Linked DNA regions of Homo sapiens: region 2 is linked to region 1. A link is a loop called in an ENCODE intact Hi-C map of the cell type or tissue named here. Cell type or tissue: Caco-2. All regions are shown on one strand. Links, peaks and the distances in the headings refer to the core of each region. The heading gives the core; the rest is flanking DNA. Region 1 overlaps SYN2 (synapsin II). Region 2 has its middle 59 kb from the start of PPARG.

Region 1 (10,203 bases), core at 3,016-5,515:
CTCAGGCACAGACCACCCTGCTCCAGGGTTTATTGGGAAGTCTCAAGTTCCACATGGCAGATGCAGGAGAGTGTGGTGGAGAGAGCACTGGATCTCAGAAATAGTCTACCAGTGACTCCCTGAGCAAGTCACCAAACTTCCCTGGGCCTTGGTTTTCCCAAACATAAAACTTTAAAAAGTGTAAGCCCTGGTCTTAGTTGTCTTTTAAGGGGTAGTGTTTCAAAGATAATAGGGTTGAGCAAGTTCTTCAAAAAGTATTCCGTACCTTATGATCACCTCGATGGTCACTGACATATGCTGTTTTATGGAGCTGCCCTTGGTCCTGCTCCAAGCCTGCGTGGGTCTGATTGCCAGGCCCACCATGCCCCACCAGGGCTTCATTTTAGCATTAACTCATGCCCACAACCAGGAGAAATCCATTCTTCCTAGGCACTGTTTTGCCTCTCAGTAATATCCTCAAGGGGTTCTAGCAGGATGAACCTCTCAGCCATGTGTGGTAGAATTCTCAAGACATCCAAACCCCACTCTCCCCTGGGGATGTTGTGGGTGCCATTTGGCAAATGAAAGCCCCCCTAAAAAGGAACAGCACACCCTCCTCCCAGCATGAAACACTAAACCATCTGGTGGCCTGGAGAGGAAAAAGGTCCTCCTTCCTCTGGGAGTTGACAGGCATTAAGGTGGTACCAGATTGCCTAGAGTTTGCTGAGGAGGGTCCCAACGCTTAGAAATCAAAAGCCATCCCCATTAGCACCTACTGACTAGTGGAAATGATGCACGACTGCCCTGGGAGGTCCAGTCTCTCAGCCTCAATCCCACAGTCCACATCCACGGGCCTGCTGGAGGGAGTGGACTTACAGAAACTCAGCACCAGCTAGTTGTATTATCACTTAGTTTTTAAGAAACACCAGAACATCTGCACCCTCTGGAGAGGCAGAACTGTATGTCTATGCCACTGTGCACCCATGACTATCCGCTCAGTTCCCCACTATAGGGCACAGAATACCCTTTATCATCTAACCAAATAATACCAGAGTTAGTTACAGAGAAATAAACACATACATAAATCAATGGAATTCTGCAGGTTTAAGAAGCTCCAAATTCAAATCAAATAACTAGTGAAGATGATAGATTAGCAGATTATTTCACATTAACCAGCTTTTGCCACTTCCAAAGTTTGGCATCATTTGCATTAGCATTCTCCTGTAAGGTAATACAGGTTAATAGCTCAGTCTCTTGCACCAGAAACCTGAGTGCTTTCCCATTTGTGCAGATACTTGGATAGCCAGAAACGTTACAACTTAACACTGAAGACAGATATAACTTTTCCTTTATTGCACATTAAGCTGTACAAGAGTCACAAAAGAGAGGTACTTCAATCATACTTCCAGCATTGGCTGAGGTTCTCCCAGTTGGATCAGTACAAAAAAAGGGGACAACGTCAGGAAAGAAATAGGTACAAAACACCTGAATGGCAATCCTATACTGTGACACAGATGTCCCCCAGGCCACAGAGTTGTCCCTAAGCATGCTGCCTGAGGGCACATAACAGTCAGGTTATGCTATCTGCTTGCATTTGGCAGTGGGAGCCCTAACCAATTTCTCCCCCACCTGAAAGACCTTGACTGACACCACCCTGTAGCCTGACTGAATTCAAATGGCAACTTTGCATTTGTGGCTCACAAATGACACATGAAAAGCACCAGATGTACACACTGATAACATGCAGAGAAGCAATACCACCGTCAGCTCATCGCTTGGACAAAAATATACGATAAAATAATGTATTCCTCCATTCTGGGAAATGTTACTTTATTCTATCGTTTCATCAGATTGGGAGGTATTTAAGGACCTGATTCTTATGCAACCCATCTGGAAGTGCAAATATGCATATATGTATATATTTACAACAGATCAACTACCATTATCAGCTGAGGGAGGGATTACAGATGACAACATTCACACTCAATGCATTTCTCTGTGGCCTCAGAATTTACCAGCAATCAAAGGAGAAACCAAGGCACAAGCCCCTGGATACGTAACTCTTGTTACATACCACCAACACTAGTTCCTTCTCAGATCTGGGAGTTCAGAACGGTGACATGACAGTATAGAGGTGGAAGGGAATGTAAAAATAGAGCCAGCAGCATTTCTTCTCAAAGGCAAGCTGCTGGCATGAACTTCCACGGACCATGGTGTTTGTTAGAGGCGGCTGCTTGGTGCCCGTTCCCAGCCTGGCCGGGAGATGGCAAGATGAGGCACTGAAGCTGAGGCCTGGTTTAATGAACTGCCTCAGCATCTGCTCAGGTGCTGCTTGTCAGAGGGAAGAGAACAAACTGGTGAGGATTCCTCAAGAGCCACCGCTGTGGAGCCTCTGTCCAAAACACACACAAGCTAAATCTGAGACAGTTCCTCCCAGGAAAGAGAAAGCTCCTCAATCTTTGGACCCTGGAGGGCTGTGGTAAACAGCTGAGAACTGAAGCAGGAGTCAACCTCAAGGTTCTGTAGGCAGTGTACCCACTCAAGTGACATGGGACATTTTTGATTTGGTCTCCCATTATGAGGCCTCAGGAGAGGCCAAGAGCAGAATGGACAAATCCCTGACAGACCTTCAGTAGCTCCCTGCATTCTATGTCCAACATTGCCAAGGAATTATCTCTGTACACAGGTCAAGCTTTGGGAACAGAAAGCAGCCTCAGGTCCACACAAGCGCACACATGGCTGGATCCAGAAACAGCAACAATGAAGAAACAACTGAGATCAACACACACAAAATACTCACAAGTTCACTTTGATATTGCACATCAGCGGCCCCATTTTTTAAAAATCTCATAGTTAATTAGTTAATAATAAAATAAAGGGTACACTGGGATGTAAAATACAGAACACATTCCTGGAAATAGCTTGTTCTTTGTATTTCATGTCATCACTAAAAACACAAGAGCTCTACAGGCACAGCCAGCCTATTCACATAAACTCAAACTGCACCAAATTTTAGCAAATGGAGAAAAAGGTGGATGCCTTCAAATTCAGTGGATGAAGCTATGGAAGTTTGATCTTGAAAATCTCTTAATGTTCTATCTAGTTACAATAGTCATGCAGAAAGAAAGCGAAAAGCACAGTTCATTGAAGATCCCAAGCACACTGGTGGAGGGAAAGTTGGAGGTGGGGGATTTAACTGAGCTTGGGGGGAGGAGAGGAGTTGGGTTTTCTTTTTGTGGTTTTCGTTTCTCCCCTGTCCACCCCCCTACTCCCATTTCACCCCACATTATATATTACTTTTAAAAACACTATCAAACCACCCAGAAGATAAAGTCACACTGGACTTGGGAGAGGCACAATTCTTTTGTATACTGTTGACAAACAGCCCTGGAATCACAAGTTATACAGAGAAAACATAAGTGAGCATTACAAGCACGAACAGGAACAGGTAAACAACCAGACAGAGGAGCTGACACTGCATAGGAAAAACACAGTCCAGTCAGCATTGAAAGAACGCAGCAACGGCACCAGTGGGAGGGTCTGTTTTCCCCTCCCCGCTTTCCTTTCGTTTGTTTTTGGCTTAAAATTTCTGCTTTGAAAAATTAACCACCAATCATTTTAAGAAGCTTGGACTTGTTTTGGCCCTACTGCAATGCCATTACAGTCGAGAATATACTGTAAACAACCTTGAGGGGGTGGCCGCTGAGGTGGGGTCTTGCTTGAGTCCGGATCCTTAAGTGTTCCGCTCTGGAAGACAAAAATGTAAGAGATAAAAACAAAACTCCAAGCCACTGAATTCCAAAGAGAAACCACGTGGCTCCATGGCAAGGCCGCAGTGGAATCCGGTGGGACCTGGTGGGATCCAGTGGGATCTGGCCATAGGCTTCTGCTGCTCCAGAAACACTTTAAAGGGGACCCTCAGCCTCGGGTGTTGTTGGGGCAGTGTGGGCAGTCTGGGGCTTGGAGCCACTCTGGTAACAATGCCTGAGACCTCTTCAACCCCTTTTTCATTTTCCTCCATTTAGACTCATTCTTTCTAGAAGCTTTGCGTCCTCTAGCACCACCTGGTTTCTTTTCTGGTTTTCTGATGCCTGTCCAAGTCCAGCTCCCACTTCTACGTACAGGCCTGGCTGTCTAAAGGAAAGGGAGGGCCAACGCCAAACCCCAGAGACAGGGTTGGACTATAGGTGGCTCTAGGGGCAGGTGAGCAGGAGGGCAGGGGAGGAGTGTATGTGTGCGCATGCCTGCGCCCAGCCGGACCTAGTGACTAGCCTAGGCTTGGCTCACTTCTCATCTGGAGTTAACTCCGGAGTGGGATCAGTTCTAGGCCTGACTCAGGAGATCAGATCCACTCTTTGGACTCGGCTGGGAACTCCCAAAGGGAGGGACTTAAAGAAAGGGGTCGTCATTTGTTTCTCAGAACCCTCCTTACCTTAGAGGGAAAGAGTAAGACATTAATGTTTGTAACAGCGCTCAAGGCCAGGCTGCTTTTCCCTCCCAAACAGCATGACTACACTTAACCCAACAGCATGGCTCCGATCCCATGCTCCCTCTCCCAGCCGTGATTCTGATTATGCCCTGACGGGATTAAAGACCTGTGCGACTTAGTTTGTCTAATGCTTGTATTAGAGGCAGTGAACGTTTGGAGTCTGAGTTCAGCACAAGGGAAATGTTCTGTGAAGCCTAAAGTCTGCCAAGTGTGCCAACGGTGATGTCAATGAGGGGCTTCCAAGGCAAGGCGGTGGCTAAAAACAAGCATGTCCTCAGTGAGCACTCGCTTCACCATCAGTGCTCCTCTCCCCTCTTGATGTGCCCCTCAGCCCTACTCCCACATAAAGCTGCTTCTCCTCCTGCTCCCCATTTCCCTTGGACATCCCATTCTGGCCATTTATCTCCCTGCCCATTATGGCCTGTTTTCAGCTCCACTGCCAGGAAGTGTTACCTTCTCAGTATCACAGTCTTTTAACCTCATTACTCGGAACTGTTCTACTGAGAGGATTTGGGAGAGCAGCTGGGAGGGGGGCCTTTGAAATGTCCTCAGTGCCACCACATCAGAGTGCCCATTCTACCATAACCCTCAACCCCCACAAGTCACAGTGAGAACACTACTTCCTTTCCCTTCCTCTGGGGACCTTCTTGGGATCCATAAGGCACAGTCTGAGCCTGACACTGCAATACCCATACCCGGGAAGCCAGCTGGAAACCACTCCATCCCATCAGCCTTCAGGACTCCTCCACTTTTCCCTCCTGGTATCTGAGTCACCATCTTCCCTGGACTAACTTTGGTCAGGCCTTTATCATTTCTTGCTAGAATAGTCTCCTAATTCTTTCATCTTTTTCTTTCCAATCTATCTTCTCTGGGGCTACCTATTAACCTCCTAAACCTTTTTTCTAGTTGTGTCTCTTAACTTCTCTAAATCACCTAGAGCTGACATTTATGGCGTGCTTACTGTGTTCCAAGTAACATGGATGCACTATTGTGCACTATCTCCCTGTACCTCACAGTACCGTATGAGGTATCATCAGCACTCCTGGTTGCTTCAGCATGGCTGGGCTTGCCCTTTCTAGCCTTCTCCCTCCTTTATGTCATAAACAGCTGCTCAGTCCAGGCCTGATCCTCTACTGTTCATTCTCTAGTCTGGCCCATGCCTTCAACACCACAGCCTCTCATGGTCAGAGACAGATACTTAGGTGAAGGACAGAAAAAGTCCCAGTTTGTGAAGCTACCGGACTGGCTCTCGCTGGTCTCTCCCCCAGGGCCTCATGCCCAGTACCACTGAAGGGTCCCAATGCATCATCTCAAATGTTGGCCAAGAGCAGCTTACGATGTTCTCCTCCCAGAGAATTGGTATTCCCAGAGAGGGTTACAGAAGACTATGTGGCATAAGAGCAGAACCAGGGCCAGTGGGCACAAAAGCTCTGGGCAGACTTTCACCTACAAGTAGAACTTTCTTTTGTAAAAATAGTGAGATAGGCTGTTTTGGGAGGTAGACGTATGTGTTCACATAGTGGGTAGTGAATGACCTGACAAAGACATCATAGATAATATTCCTTTTTTAAACATGAGATTGACTGGATGAATGCTAAGGTTCCTTCCAATCCAGTGAAACTATGATTCCAAGAAAACGTTTTAAATCCCATAGATTAAGCTTTAATGGTAGAACTCCAGACACAGGATGAGCTCACAGGGGTGATCACACCATGTAGGCTGGCCTTGTCTTTCCTCAGCCATAGGAATATACATGTAAGACACCCACGGATGAACTAAGCCCAGAAGTGCCCTTTTCCAGGCTTGAGAGGAAGAGCTCCCGGAGGCAGTCCTTTGGGCTGCAGCCTGGGAATATGCTTTGGCCACCCTTGATGGCGCCTAGGAAGCTTCTCTTGGCCCCGGCTCCACTGAGATTGTGTATGGAAGACTTCTCAGGGGCTACGGGAGGCGGGGAGGAGAATTCCCAAGGACTGTCCCTTGCCAGGCTGAGACACCCTGGCTCCACCTACAAGCCTGCTGTCTACTAGGGGCTCCGGGCCTATTCCCTGTGGGGCTTGGCTACCATGGGATCTGTTTCCAGTCACCCAGAGCATCCTGGGATGCCGAATTCCACAGAAGTCTGGCCACTCTGGCGTCACTGCCAAAGGCTGGCCTGGAGCCAGCCCACAGCAGGAACTCATGGCCAGACTGAGAGGCAGAGCTTTCCTCAGGAAGTTGGATTGATTCAAACAGGTAAGAATGTGAAGTGCAGTGCTTGTGCCTAGCTGTACACAAAACGGAAGGGGAATAAATGACCTTATAGTAGCATAAAAAAAAAAAAACCCAGCTGGGTGCGGCTCACGCCTGTAATCCCAACACTGTGGGAGGCCGAGGTGCGTGGATCACTTGAGCCCAGGAGTTTGAGACCAGCCTGGATAACATGATGAAACGCTGTCTCTACAAAAAATACAAAAATTAGGTGGGCATGGTGGCATGTGCTTATAGTCCCAGCTACCCAGAGGGCTGTGGCAAGAGGATAGCTTGAGCCTGGGAGGTGGATGCTGCAGTGAGCCAGGATCACGCCACTGCATTCCAGCCTAGGCAACAGAGTGAGACCCCGTCTCAAAAAAATATATAAATAAATAATAAACCCCAACCAACTTTGGGTTTACAGAGTGACGACAGGCTCAAAGGGTGTCAGTCTGTAATGATGCTGCCAAAAATTGGATGCAGCTGGAGGTATGTCTATGTCTTGACAAGGGGAAGTGATAGGACCACTGTTCTTTTGGCTGATCAAGCCTCATGAGAGAGCACTGCAACCAGTTCTGGCCACCTCTTAAGGGTGATGCTAGCAGAAAAACATGGGTACATGGAGCAAATAGGATGGTTAGAAGTCTCGAAATGACAACTTTACACATGTGACTTTGGGCAAGTTACTTATCCTGAGTCACAGTTTCCCAAATGGTATAAATGAGGTAACCATGGAAGCACCTAGGGCTTAGTAGAAGATTGAAATTAGTCAAATATAAATCTGAATAGTGTCAAGGGCTGGCTTGGGTAGTAGTGAGCTTCCTGGCATGAGAGGTATTTCAGCAGTGCTTGGACAAACTTTGGTTAGGGGGGCTCATGTAGCTGCAGGCACATGACTTCTACAGGCCCTTCTGGCTCTAGGCTTCCATGAATTCGTTTATGCTTTTTTTTTTTTTTTTTTTTTTTCTTTCAGTTCTTCCGGTGTGTGAGAACTGAGACAATCCCTTCTTAGCTACAGAGTTCCAGACCAGCCTGGACCAGCTACAGAGTCTTAAACTCAGCAAGACCCCTAGGGTTATTGGACCTGTGCAGAGATGTCTTGCAGGTATAGGCTTTCAGGAGCTTGGCAAGGAGAGTGTGCCGCTTCCATCAAAGCTAATTGGGCTGGTATCCTGCTACGCTGAATCTACTGGGCTTAGTGATCAGAGAAGCCAGGGAGGAAGGAGAGAGCTGGTGAAGCTCAAGACTCCTCCAGGTTGGTAGGTCCACCACTTGTTAAGGGAGGAATGCAAGGATTTTCCTTACGTAGAGATATAGAGTCACAAATGCCCAGCTCATTCCATTCTTACCTTCGCCTCTGCTGATGTGGGAGCACCAAAAGGGCATGGTGCACAGTATTGTGGAGAACTCCCTGAATTGGGGCCCAGAAGATCCAGCTCTCCTGCTTAGCAGCTGTGTGACCTTGGGCAAGGCAGTTGCCTTCTCTTTGCTGATATGTGAAACAAAGATACATTTGCCAGCCCAAGACATCTTAAATAAGGATTGTTAGGCTTAAACTAAAGAGTGTGCTTTGTAAACTGTAAAGTGTTAGGCAATGTAAGTGAGCATCCTACTACTATTTAAAAAATAAATATCAATCCAAAGGAAGGGAGGTCTAATGTTAGAATTTCGTGCATCAGTGGAGAAGATATTGTTGTGTGGTTTCCTGTCACCTGATGCATAGCAGTTTCATGTGCAGGGAATTCTGGTCTGGGTTATACCATGCCTTCTGTATATTGCTTAGTTCCAGCAAGGTCCTTGCAGAAATGGTAAATATTAGCTCTTGAGATGATTGGAAAGGAAATCACTGGCCTGTGACAGAAACCAAGCCCATGGATGAGGGTTTGTGGGTTTTTGTCAAAGGTAACTTTAAAATGCCATCCTGTGGCTTTCGGCAGACAAGCTGGAGAAAGGAGCTCCTGAAGTCCCAGCAGGATGGAAAGCTGAGGAAGGAAAGACATTGAGTGACTCAACACTTGTGAGCTGTTGGCCTGAGACCAGCTGCCCCAACCAAGGAGGAAGGCCTGTGCTTGCTCAGCATATCTGAGACAGGAAATTGGGAAAGGGTCCCAGGGTCTGGCCCCAGGAAAGAGGCCAGGCCAAGCTCCTTGCCGGACACGCCACAGAACTATTCTGATCAGCTCCCCCAGGCCCCGCTCCCTGGTCTAGGACCCCAGGGAGAATGAGGCAGCGGGAAAGAATGTGGTCAGGAGGTTGTAGGTTTAGTCGGTGCAAAGGGGACCGCATGTTTTGAGGCACCTTGGGATCTTTCTGGGCTTGCCCCTGCAGTCACCAGCGCCCACCTTCCTTCCTCCAAAAGGTTCTAAAAGGTGCCCAGGGATGAGCCGCTTCTCCTTCCCTCCTGGGGGGAGTTGCTTCTCTGCTTGCAGAGCTCATCTCCTGGAGTGGGGCCCTCCCATAACCTAGAACCCAAGAAATATCCCATGGGGGCAGTCCCTGAGTCTTCTGGGGGCACTGAGGGGCAGGTCACTCAAGGTCAGAATGTCAGCTTCAAATGATTAAAGATGTCCCTGAAAAGTTAAGACAGTCCCAGAATAGTTAGTTTCTCTTAATAGTCTGTTAAGGGATCTAGTCACTAGTGGCTTTATCTGAACCTGCCCCAAATCTCCTCACATTCTCAGCTTATACTCACTGGGGAAGAAATTTGCTAAAGCCATTCCTGCTGTGGGAAGCAGGAAGGCCTTTCATTTGTCCTAAATTTACCTCTTCTGAGCTCAAGTGAAGCCCTGTTAGTCCCATGCCGGGGATCAGAGACCCCTCCCTAACTGGACAGCCCTTTAGACTCCACTTCTCAGAGTGAAGAAACCCCTTCTTAGGCTTGGTCTTCTTGCACTCAGGAGACCTCATATTTTAGAACACGGGTGGCTAATCTTTTGGCTTTCATGGGCCACACTGGGAGAAGAACTGTCTTGGGCCACACATACACTAACACTAACAATGGCTGATAAGCTAAAAAAATTGCAAAATATCTCATAATGTTTTAAGGAAGTTTATGAATTTGTGTTGGGACGCATTCAAAGCCATCCTGGGCTGCAGGTTAGACAAGCTTGTTTCAGAGCCTTTGTGGCTGGAAAAACCTAGCTGGAAATGTGTTCTGTTTCTCTTCATACCAGAGAACCAGTACAAAAAAGGACTGGTAGAATGTCCCACCAGACACCAGAGGTTATTCAGCCTCAGTCCTTCAATTCTGAATTCTCATCACAGCCTTTTCCAGGTCCCATGGCTGCACACAGTCTGGATCTCAGCATGTCAGGCTTGGAAGGAGATTTTATAAGTTACCTGCTCCAACAGCCCCAGTCCCCAGCCCTCCCCTTTCACCATGTGCCTTACAAGCTGCTCATCCTGCTCCTGCTTGAACATCAGCAACAATGTGGCAGCCGCATGCCGTTTCTGAGTGTTAGAGAGTTTACTCCCTACACTGGGTCAAAACCTGTCTGCTAACAGAT
Region 2 (10,203 bases), core at 3,287-5,786, 48 kb before region 1:
TTAAGAAATATGCTTCAACTGGCCATTCTTTTGAAGTCTCCCAATGATAATTTTTCTGAATTGGCCACCCAACTGAGGCAGTAGATGTGGATTATTAGCTACTCGAAAGTAGGGACTTTGGAATCTCTGCCTATGGAGCCAAGCACAACACTTCAAATTTTGTTTCCCTCTAAGGTGACACTGTCACAGAGACAGGGGCAGACTTCTCAGGAGTTCAGGGTGATTAGGTGGACAAGCCACCAACACATACCAGGCTCAGGGAGCAGAAAAGAGGGAAAAGGAGGCAGAGCTACATGGCTTTTGGGTGAGTACCTCAAAGGTCTCACCATCCTAAGATGGTTCTCCCAAAGACCCGCCTCTGATGGCTAACATTTTCCCATTCAGGAGATGGTCATGTGAGTTGTATCACCCACTACAATGCAAATAGTCCCTGAGAGATTAACACATGAAAATAAGTCATCATCTTTCCATATTGCTCCGGTATCATTTCTGTAGTCTAATTCTATTTTTAGCATGACCATCGCCTGAGAGCCAATTAGAATCGTGTGTAGGAGAGGTGGTGATGTGATTGCGGGGTAGGGTGCTTGGAGATGGAGGGAGGGAAGGAGATGGTGCAGGAACTAAGTAGAGAAGGCTGTGCAAAGAAAGGGCAGCTGGCCTGAGAAGATGGAGAGCCTGTGGGCTGAGCACAGTGAGAACCCCTTGCCTGCCCAGGAGCTGCACAAGGGATCCTGAAATAAATTTCATCTTCACACTTGTGTTTAGTTCTGCTCCTTGGCTACCTAGAGAGTAGAAAGTATGGCAGAGCTGTTTGGCTTTGGTGATGGTCAGCCCTGGGGAGGAAGAGAATGAAGAACCAGAAGAAGGTGTTGGCCTCCCACGAGGTGTGTGAGTAGAAATTGGGATTAGGAATCTGATCGTAGAGGAGGGACTTCTGGTGTGAACAGCAGTGTGATTTTGGTGAACAGATGGGTACGTGTGGTGAGTGGAAGTGAGAATCAGAGCAGAAGTCTGGATGTGGGGAGGGGGCAGCGATGGGAGCTCCGTGGCTGCAAAAAGCTGGATGCATCTTTGCTTTTCCCTCTCTCTCTTTGGTATTCTGCCCCTTTTTTCCTCTCATCATTTTGTGTGTGTGTGTGTGTGTGTGTGTGTGTGTTTTGTCTCCCATACTTTCCCTATCTCTCTCTCTCTCTCTCTCTTTCTCTCTCTCTCTTATTTATTTATTTTAGAGATAGGGTCTCACTCTGTTGCCCATGCTAGAGGGCAGTGGTGTGATGACAGCTCACTGTAGCCTCAAATTCCTGGGCTCAATGGATCCTCCCATCTCAGTCTCCTGAGTAGCTGGGACTACAGGCACACATCACCACGCCTGGCTAATTTTCTAATTTTTTGTAGAGACAGGGTCTCTCTATGTTGTCCAGGCTGGTCTCAAACTCCAGGCTGGTCTCAAAACTACTGGGCTCAAGTGATCCTCCCACCTTGGCCTCTGAAGGATTATAGGTGTGAGCCACTGCACCCAGCCGTTATTTATTATTTATTTGTTTGTTTGTTTGTTTGTTTTAATTGTGGCAAAAAACTACCTAACATAAAACTTACCCTCTTAGCCATTTCTAAGAATCCAGTCCAGTAATGTTAAGTATATTCATACTGTTGTGTGACCACGCAAAACTCTTTTCATCTTGCAAAACTGAAACTCTGCTCCCATTAAACAACTCCCTATTTCTCACTCGTCCAGCCCCTGGCAGCCACCATTTACTTTCTGTTTCTACGAATGTGACTACATAAGAAACCTCATATAAGTGGATTCCTACAGTATTTGTTCCTTCATGACAGGTTTATTCCATTTGACACAGGACTATCAATAGTGTAGCATGTGTCAGACACTCACTCCTTTTTAAGGCTGAGTAACATCCCACTGTAAGAGAGACCACATCTTGCTTTATCCACTCATCTGTCAATGAACAGGTGGGTTGCACCCATTTCTTGACTACTGTGCATGCTTTCTGAAACTGAAGCCTATTAAAAATTATTTATGTACTAAATAAATCACCAGATCACCAGGAGAAAGGAGGAAGCATAGGATATGGGAATCAGGTTAGCAGCTTGGTATCCAGTATGATCTTGGACAAGTTAATTCATCTCTCCGAGCCTCTGTTGAGGGATTTGGTTTAAATGAACTAGGCAAATGTCCTTCTTCTATCATCTATGATTTCTTGTTTCTCTTCTTAAGTTTAAAGCAGGAGAGTTAAACTGTTATCTCAAATTAAGTAGATTGTTCCTCTTTGTATGAGAATATTTTTGATATTTTTCCCTTTGAGTAAATGGTCCTATATGAGAAACGCCCTCTACTTCTGAGTCTCTTTTGAGTCATTTATATTTTCAAACCCCCTTTGAGTCATTTACTTGTACTTTTACATATTAATGAATTTAATAAATTTTCTGCAGATAAGCCCTAAGATAGTCTCTTTTAAACTTTAGCCTCAATCAAATGCTTTTAATGCACAAATATTCATTGAGCACTTATATATGTTCAAAATTACATTAGTCACCATGGAGAATTAAAGAAAAAAAAAAACAAGAGTACTAGACAACCAAGAGTAAACTGCTCTTCTGAAGCTCAAAGCCTAATCCACTGTGTCTTCAGGTTTGGGGGGATTCTTGATTTTTAAATTTCCTTTTTTTATTCAAACTTACACTTGGATTTTATCTTCATTACTACTTCTAAAATTAATGACTCCTATGGTATTTCTTTGGGCTTCCTTCCCCATCAGAACAAGCCAGTTGTTCATAAGCTAACACTCTTGCATGCGTGGTGAGATACAGAGCATTCTGTCCCACCCATTAAGGCACGCCATGAAGAATTAGAAACAAAACTATCAAATTAGTTAAAAAACAGAACAGGTTGAGTCTGTGTGCAAGCAGTCTTAAAGAATCAAGACACTCTGGAAAGATGAAGGATTGATTGATGAGCAACATACTCAAAGTCTATCAAAGACAGATTTTAGCAAAAGGACGCCGGGACTAGGGAGAATCCAATAGAGCTTGAAAATGAAAGACTTGACCAATTAAAGAAATGTGCTCCTAAAGTCCCCAGAAGAGGCCCAGCCTGTGAGTATAGTATAAAATAAGAGTTTGATGGATGAACATACCAGGGCTGAAAGATGATTCACACAGATCGAAGAGCCTCCTTGCATGTGGTTTGGTAGTTGCCATTACACATGTCTATCTCAGCTGCACACAGTCCCCCTGGAGCCAGAGGAGCTCATGTTAAAAGTGTTGCTATGGGCTGAATTGCATTACCCACCCCCCAAAATGCCTATGTCGAAGTCCTACCCCCTAGTACTTCGGAATGTGGCTGTATTTGGAGATAGGGCCTTTAGAGGAGTGATTAAATTAAAATGAGGTCATTCCGGCAGGGCCTAATCTGATATTACTGGTGTCCTTCTATGAACAGGAAATTTGGACACAGACAGCTACAGAGGGAAGACCACGTGAGGACACAGGGAGAAGGTGGCCGTCTACAAGCCAAGGAGAGAGACTGCAGGAGAAACCAACCCTGCCAACACCCTGATCTCGAACTTCCAGCCTCGAGAACTGTGAGACAATCAATTGTTGTTGTTTTAGCCACCCAGCCTGTGGTACTTTCTTATAGAAGCCCTCACAAACTAATACAATTGCAACATACACCTTTATTTATTTAGCAAACACTTATATAGAGCTTACTATGTGTCAGACACACTTCTAAGCACTTTACAAATATAATTTAATCCTCGTAGCAACTCTGCGAGGTAGGGACTACTATTGTTCCCCTTTTAAGGATGAGGAAACCACAGCACAAAGAGGTTCAGTAATTTGTCGCTGTCTCCTACTTAGCATTAATAAGTGAAGGAGCTGGGATTGGAACCTGGGTGGTCTGACTCGAGTCCACTGAATCCCACCCTACACATTCTCTGTTGCGTTGTCTCCTGGGATTTAACTAGGGGCTCCAAGGTACAGGCTAAAACTTGTCTCCATGGTTATAAGTGTGTGTGAGTTTTTAAAAACCTAACACCACAGGGTCCCTTACTGCCAGGTGGATTGAAATCACATTTCATAATGTTTTTCTAGATGTTTAAGCCTCATATCAAGGGAAACAATCCAGGATTCCTGCAAAATATCTGCCGGTCCTTCATGAGAGGCCTCTGCAGGCCTGGATGAACAATTCTCATTTCTTACCTAGCAACATTCCACAGAGGTACGACAGGGTGATATTGTCTCCTGTTAACAACACAGATAACTTCTTCTAGTTATGCAGACCTTGAGGAATGGCACTAGAGGCAGCGTTCTGCAGCCACACAACACGGCATGGAGTCCAAGGACTTTTCTTTCTGCATCCTTGTCTGCAAACAGACTGCCAACCAACCCATGTGCAGATGCTTGATTTCAAAGTGTGAAAAAAAAAATCTTTCTGCAAAATCAACCAGAGAAGCCAAACTTAATTAATAAACATTCTAGAACATGAGTAACTGGCGCTGGGTTCAGAGGGGTAGGACTCACTGCAGGGAAAGAGGGAACCCTTTATCCTTGGCCAGGAAATGCAAGGGCTTTGAAGCTTGGTGTTGTCTTAAGTGGTATTTTCCACGAGGAGCACCAGAGCTGGGCCGCAGTTCAGTGGGGAGAGTTCATTCCTTTCTAATTATTAAATGGAAGGAAAGTACACATGTCCAACCTGCTGAACATGCCACTTCAACCTTGCCCGCACCGGGCCGCAAACCTTCCCACACCCTGCCCTTTAGAGTTTCAGGTTTAAGGCTTTGTTTGCAGTTGTTCTCTGCTCAGAGTCATATGTATGGGAGCCAGAAACACACCTCTTTCCTTTTTCCCGTTGCAGCTGACTCACTTGTAGCTTTTTATGGAGGTGACGGAGAGAGACCAGGGAGGGCATGAGAGGCCAAGATGGCGCCAGCGCAAGTTTGGACTTTAGTGAATCAACATTCTTAGTGATTGAGAGACAGAGCTGAGGGAGGGGCTTCTTGTGGCGCATACACTCAGCAGCCTTTCCACTTTCCTCAAGAGCTGATGCTGGACCCCACATTACCCAGGGACCATCTTGATAGAAGGTCAGCAGCAGAACCTGCTGCAATCGTGACCAACGAAATAAAGCCCAAAGTACACTCAACAAAAGCGGGGCAGTGACAGGCCACCTTCCCTACGCCATTTCCCCTCATGTCCAGTCAAAAGCTCAGCTTCCTTAAAACGATCTATGTGGTTTTCTATCTTGTTCTAATAGGAAGCCTTGCACTTTTTTTCTCCCCTGCATTATCTCGGGTATTTCTAAGCAGGCCGCAGTCCCAAGATTTCCACTGCAGAGAAACACTAAGCAAGCTTGTTGGCAGTGTCCTTTTGTTCTGGGAGCCAGCTCTGCCCCAGGTGTTCTAATGTTGACATGTGCTGCAGGGAGCCGACTTAGAACATCTGAGAACAAAAGGAGAAAAACATTATGAAACGTGATTTCTACCTGGATATGCCAGATAGGAAGGAAACATCTCTGTAAGAAAGCAGGTCTCAGCCTGAATCCCAGTGCCCTAGGGAAGAATGCCAGGAGGTTAGTGGCGGTGATGGTGGTGGTGGGGGCTAGTGCAGAATGAGGCTCAAGAATTTTTAAATGAGGCCACCTGGCTCCAGACAGGCAGCAGGACACTAAAATACCTGCAGTACCTTAGGTATCAGCACCCACCAAACCCCTGGGAAGGATGTGGGTCATTTTGGCACAGTCCATTCACCTCTGGCAAATACAAGAAGCCACGTCAGATTCACCCACACCAGACACAGGAGAACACTTCTTAAGAAGCCAGTTCAGAACATTCCAGGAGAAGCCAGGGAAAGATTTTTATAACTCAGATCTTTGTAGATCTGTGATATCTTTGGAGATGTTGCTGCAGAATGGAGTTGTGATCAAGGCTGGGTTTGGCTTTTTCTCTGGGTAGTTTAACCCAAAGGGAAGGCTTTGGAGAAGTCTGGTTCTTCTTGCTCTCTTCACCCCGTCCCCAACCCCCTCCATTAAACTGAAGTTCTTTATCACTCCCTTTAGGAGATATGAAAACACAGCAGGTAGCTTTATGCTCCTTCAGGTCCTCCCAACTCGAATAGCAACATTGCTAGTTTATCATTTCCAGCTAAGTCAGGCAATACCTGCTATGCAGGATTTCCAGGCAAAATAATTTACTGCAAGAAACTGTCAATTGCTTGTCTGCCTTGGTGACTCCAAAGAGATTGACAAAGACCAGAGATATGAAAGGGAAATATTTGTGAAATAGAATCCCCCAGCTTGGCACCACTCTTATCTTTTTTGAGTAATTCTAAGACGCTTATTCACGTCGAAAGCTCACCCTGATGGCCCTCCCTGATGAATATTTGTATAATTGGATATTCATTTGTTACTTATTTAATTAACCAATTTGTTTAGATGGAACCCAAGTTTATGGGAAGTGAACCAATTTGCATGTACTTTTTGGTCAGAAAAAGAGGTTCATCCTACCACAAAGCGAGGCTAAAATTCACACAGAGATGTATGTTATGTGAGGCATTTTATAAAAGGAACGTGCACATGTCCTAACAATTATTTTAGTACATTGGGTTCACCTGCAGCAGATCAAATGGTCTCATCAAGCTTAAAAAAAAAAAAACTATTGATGAAAGTGCCTAAACATTTTCTCACCCAAGCTAAATTGCGTTGGTCAAATTTTGCTGATGGATTGCATAACCGAATTAGGAACTGGGAATGCCAGAAACCCACTTGAGGTTGACAGAGCAATGAAGTTAAAATAACTGTGGTCACCAAAGTACTGAGTCAAGAAAATTCTCTTGGTTCATGGAGTGATTTGGAGAGAAAGTAAAAGGAATTCAGTGGTTATGTGGCAGAGTACCAAGCTTTCTGAATCAAGAGACCTAGCTTCAAGTTCCAGCTTTTGTCACTATTACCCAGCTCTGTGACTCTGGGGAATTCACTTCTCCTCTCCGGGCTTCATCTGTGGTATCAGGGACTTAGATCAGGTGATCTCTAAGATCCCTTCGACGACAGATAGTCTGTGAAATGAGTTACATTAGTTTAGAGTGTGCTTGTTTTGATCAGTGATACTTTTTTTGCTCATAAGTGATTTAACTAAATTAACATTTGCACTACATTGGAACACTAAAGTTTTTTCCAATGCTTTTTCTAATCCCTGAATGTAACTTGGTTAACCAGGCTACTTCAGTATTTTAGGACTAGAAACTTCCAGGTGGAACTAATGCAGTAGAGAGATTATCAGAGCGAACTGTCAAAATACTAGGATGGAGACCTTACGTCAAAGCAAAGAATGAAGGTATACAACACTTGTCTAAATTTTTGCAGCAAGAATATCAGAGCAACGGAATCTGAAGAAGGCCAAGACAGGAAAATGTGTGTTCATAAACATTTTTTTCTTTTGGAGCATAAACTTTGGTATAAAAGAAGAAAGAAAACAGAAGACAGTCAAAATAAACATTTCTAACATTTAAAAAATAAAATTATAAGAAAAATTCCGGACACTTCATAGGCTAGAAGCAAAGACATAAAACCTCTTCAATAAAGGCCATGCAGTACAGCCTGCATGGAGAAACCCCACCTCTGCAAAAAATGCAAAAATAAATTAGCTGGGTGTGGTGGTGTGCACCTGTAGTCCTAGCTACTTGGGAGGCTGAGGTGGGAGGATCGCTTCAGCCAGGGGATCAAGTCTGCGGTGAGCTGAGATGGTGCCACTGCACTCCAGCCTGGGCAACAGAGTGAGACCTGTCTCAAAATAATAATAATGATAATAATGCAGTAAATGTTAGTCTATAGTCTATAATCTATAATCTATGTTTGGAAACCTGATTTTCATGATCTCAACTAGTAAACTATAAAATCTTCACTCGAAGGAATTCTCTAGAAAATACGGAAATCAAGAAGTGGAAGTAGAAGAAGATCAAGGCAGAGGTCCTCACTCAGTGTCTTCAATAGGTTCTTGGAAATTGCAACTTTAAGCAAAACAACGTATAATAAAACCAATTTTTAAAATTTTATTTATTTTTTATTGAGGTAAAAATATATATGTTTACTATCTTTACCATTTTTGAGTGCACAGTTCAGTGGTAATAAATACATTTATTTTCTTTTTTCCCTTCCATTCCGCCTTGCTTCCTCCTACCCTTCCTGGCCTCTGGTAACCACTATTCTACTCTCTACCTTCATGAGAGCTACTTTTTAGCTTTCATATATGAGTGAGAACATTCAGTGTTTGTCTTTCTGTGCTTGACTAATTTCATTTAACATAACGGCCTCCAGTTCCATCCATATTGCTGCAAATGACAGCATTTAATTCTTTTTTTATGGCTGAATAATATTCTATTGTGTATATATATTACATTTTCTTTATTCATCCATCCATTGATGGGCACTTAGGTTGATTCCATATTTTGGCTATTGTGAATAGCACTGAAATAGACATGGGAGTGCAAGTATCTCTTCAATATATTTATTTCCTTTCTTTCGAATATATACCTAGTAGTGTAGTTGCTGGATCATATGGAAGTTTTATTTTTAGTTTTTTGAGGAACCTTCAAACTTCTCCATAATGGTTATGCTAACTTACATTCCCACTAGCAGTGTATGAAGGTTCCCCTTCCTCCACATCCTCACTACCGTCTATCATTGCCTGTCTTTTTAATACAAGCTATTTGAACTGGGGTGAGATGACATTTCATTGTAGTTTTGATTTGCATTTCTCTGATGGTTAGTGATGTTGAGCAGTTTTTCATGTACCTGTTGGCCATTTGTATGTCTTCTTTTGAGAAATGTCTGTTCAGATCTTTTGCCCACTTTCTTAATCAGATTATTTGATTTGTTGCTATTGAGCAGTTTGAGCTCCTTGTATATTCTGGTTATTAATCCCTTGTCAGATGGATAGTTTGCAAATATTTTCTCCCATTCTGCGAGTTGTCTTTTCACTTTGTTGATTGTTTCCTTTGCTGTGCAGAAGCTTTTTAGCTTGATGTAATCCTCTTTGTCTATTTTTGCTTTGATTTATCTGTGCTTTTGAGGTCTTATATAAAAAATTTTCCCCAGACCTGGAGCATTTTCCCATGTTTTCTTCTGGTACTTTCATTTTTCAGGTCTTAGAGTTAAGTGTTTAAGCCATTTTGATTTGATATTTGTGTATGGTAAGGAATAGAGGTCTTGTTTCATTCTTCTGTTTATAGCTATCCAGTTTTCCCAGCACCATTTATTAAAAAGACTGTCCTTTCCGTAGTGTATGTTCTTGGGATCTTTATTGAAGATGGGGTGGCTGTAATTGTGTGGAATTATATCTGAGTTCTCTGTTCTGTTCCATTGGTCTATGTGTCTGTTTTTATGCCAAAATCATGCTGTTTTGGTCACTATAGCTTTGTAGTAAATTTTGAAGTCAGGTAGTGTGACATCTCCAGCTTTGTTCTTTTTGCTTAGGATTGCTTTGGCTATTTGGGATCTCTTGTGATTCCATATAAATTTTAGGATTTTTTTTTTCATTTTTGTGAAGAATGTCATTGGTATTTTGATAGGGATTTCATTGAAGAAACCAATTTTACCATAGACCAATGTAAACAAGAGTTAAGTTCCTATGGCATATTTCTGGTCTCAAAACCCACCAAACTTCTAAATAAAGACCAAAACACTTCTAACAGTAAACATTGAAATAAATGTGAGCTACACATACATTTAAAAAGATAAATAAAAACAAATAAGAAGAGTTACCCAATTATAACAATTCAGGGTTTCAGGTGGCCAAAGTCCAGCCAGGCAGCTCAGAAGGCAGGAGCCAGCCCCAGCCAGGACGCACTCACACACACCCACACCAACCACACTCACATCCCATGGCAGGGCGCACTCACACACACCCACGCTTACTCACACTGGGATACGCCAAAGAACCTAATGTGCATAATCTCTGGAATGTGGGAGGAAAGCGGAGTGCCCTGAGAGAACCCCTGCAGATATGGGAAGAACGAGCGAACTCCACACAGGCAGTGGCCCCGGCCAGGGATAGGTTTTTTTCTCATCAAACTTAGAATGAACTGACTATGTGATTCAGGGACCTGCTGTACCACCATAAAGCAAAATGTTCACATCATGGGAGTGTGAAGGACTGGCTGGCTAACGTCAGCCTGGGAACTCCTTACTCACTGTGC

Evidence for each region. Peaks named below come from ENCODE experiments on the same cell type or tissue, not always from the same donor. Only the 100,000 strongest peaks of a DNase experiment are listed, where the experiment ranks them.
Region 2: a loop joins it to region 1, with 2.2 times the contacts of the local background. A loop is called at or near these places in 6 of 110 quality-filtered maps.

Annotation. Positions count from the first base shown.
Region 1 is chr3:12,176,835-12,187,037 of GRCh38, reverse strand. It overlaps SYN2 (synapsin II), which reads right to left. Exons shown (of 13, transcript NM_133625.6): 11 at 3,666-3,726. Among named protein-coding and RNA genes, the nearest start is that of TIMP4, 23 kb to the right of the region's middle. RefSeq lists an enhancer at 7,688-8,887. In Caco-2, for the core only: no CTCF peak of the experiment used is centred there; no DNase peak of the experiment used is centred there.
Region 2 is chr3:12,224,658-12,234,860 of GRCh38, reverse strand. No RefSeq gene overlaps it. Among named protein-coding and RNA genes, the nearest start is that of PPARG, 59 kb to the left of the region's middle. RefSeq lists an enhancer at 10,098-10,203. In Caco-2, for the core only: no CTCF peak of the experiment used is centred there; a DNase peak (open chromatin) is centred at 4,306.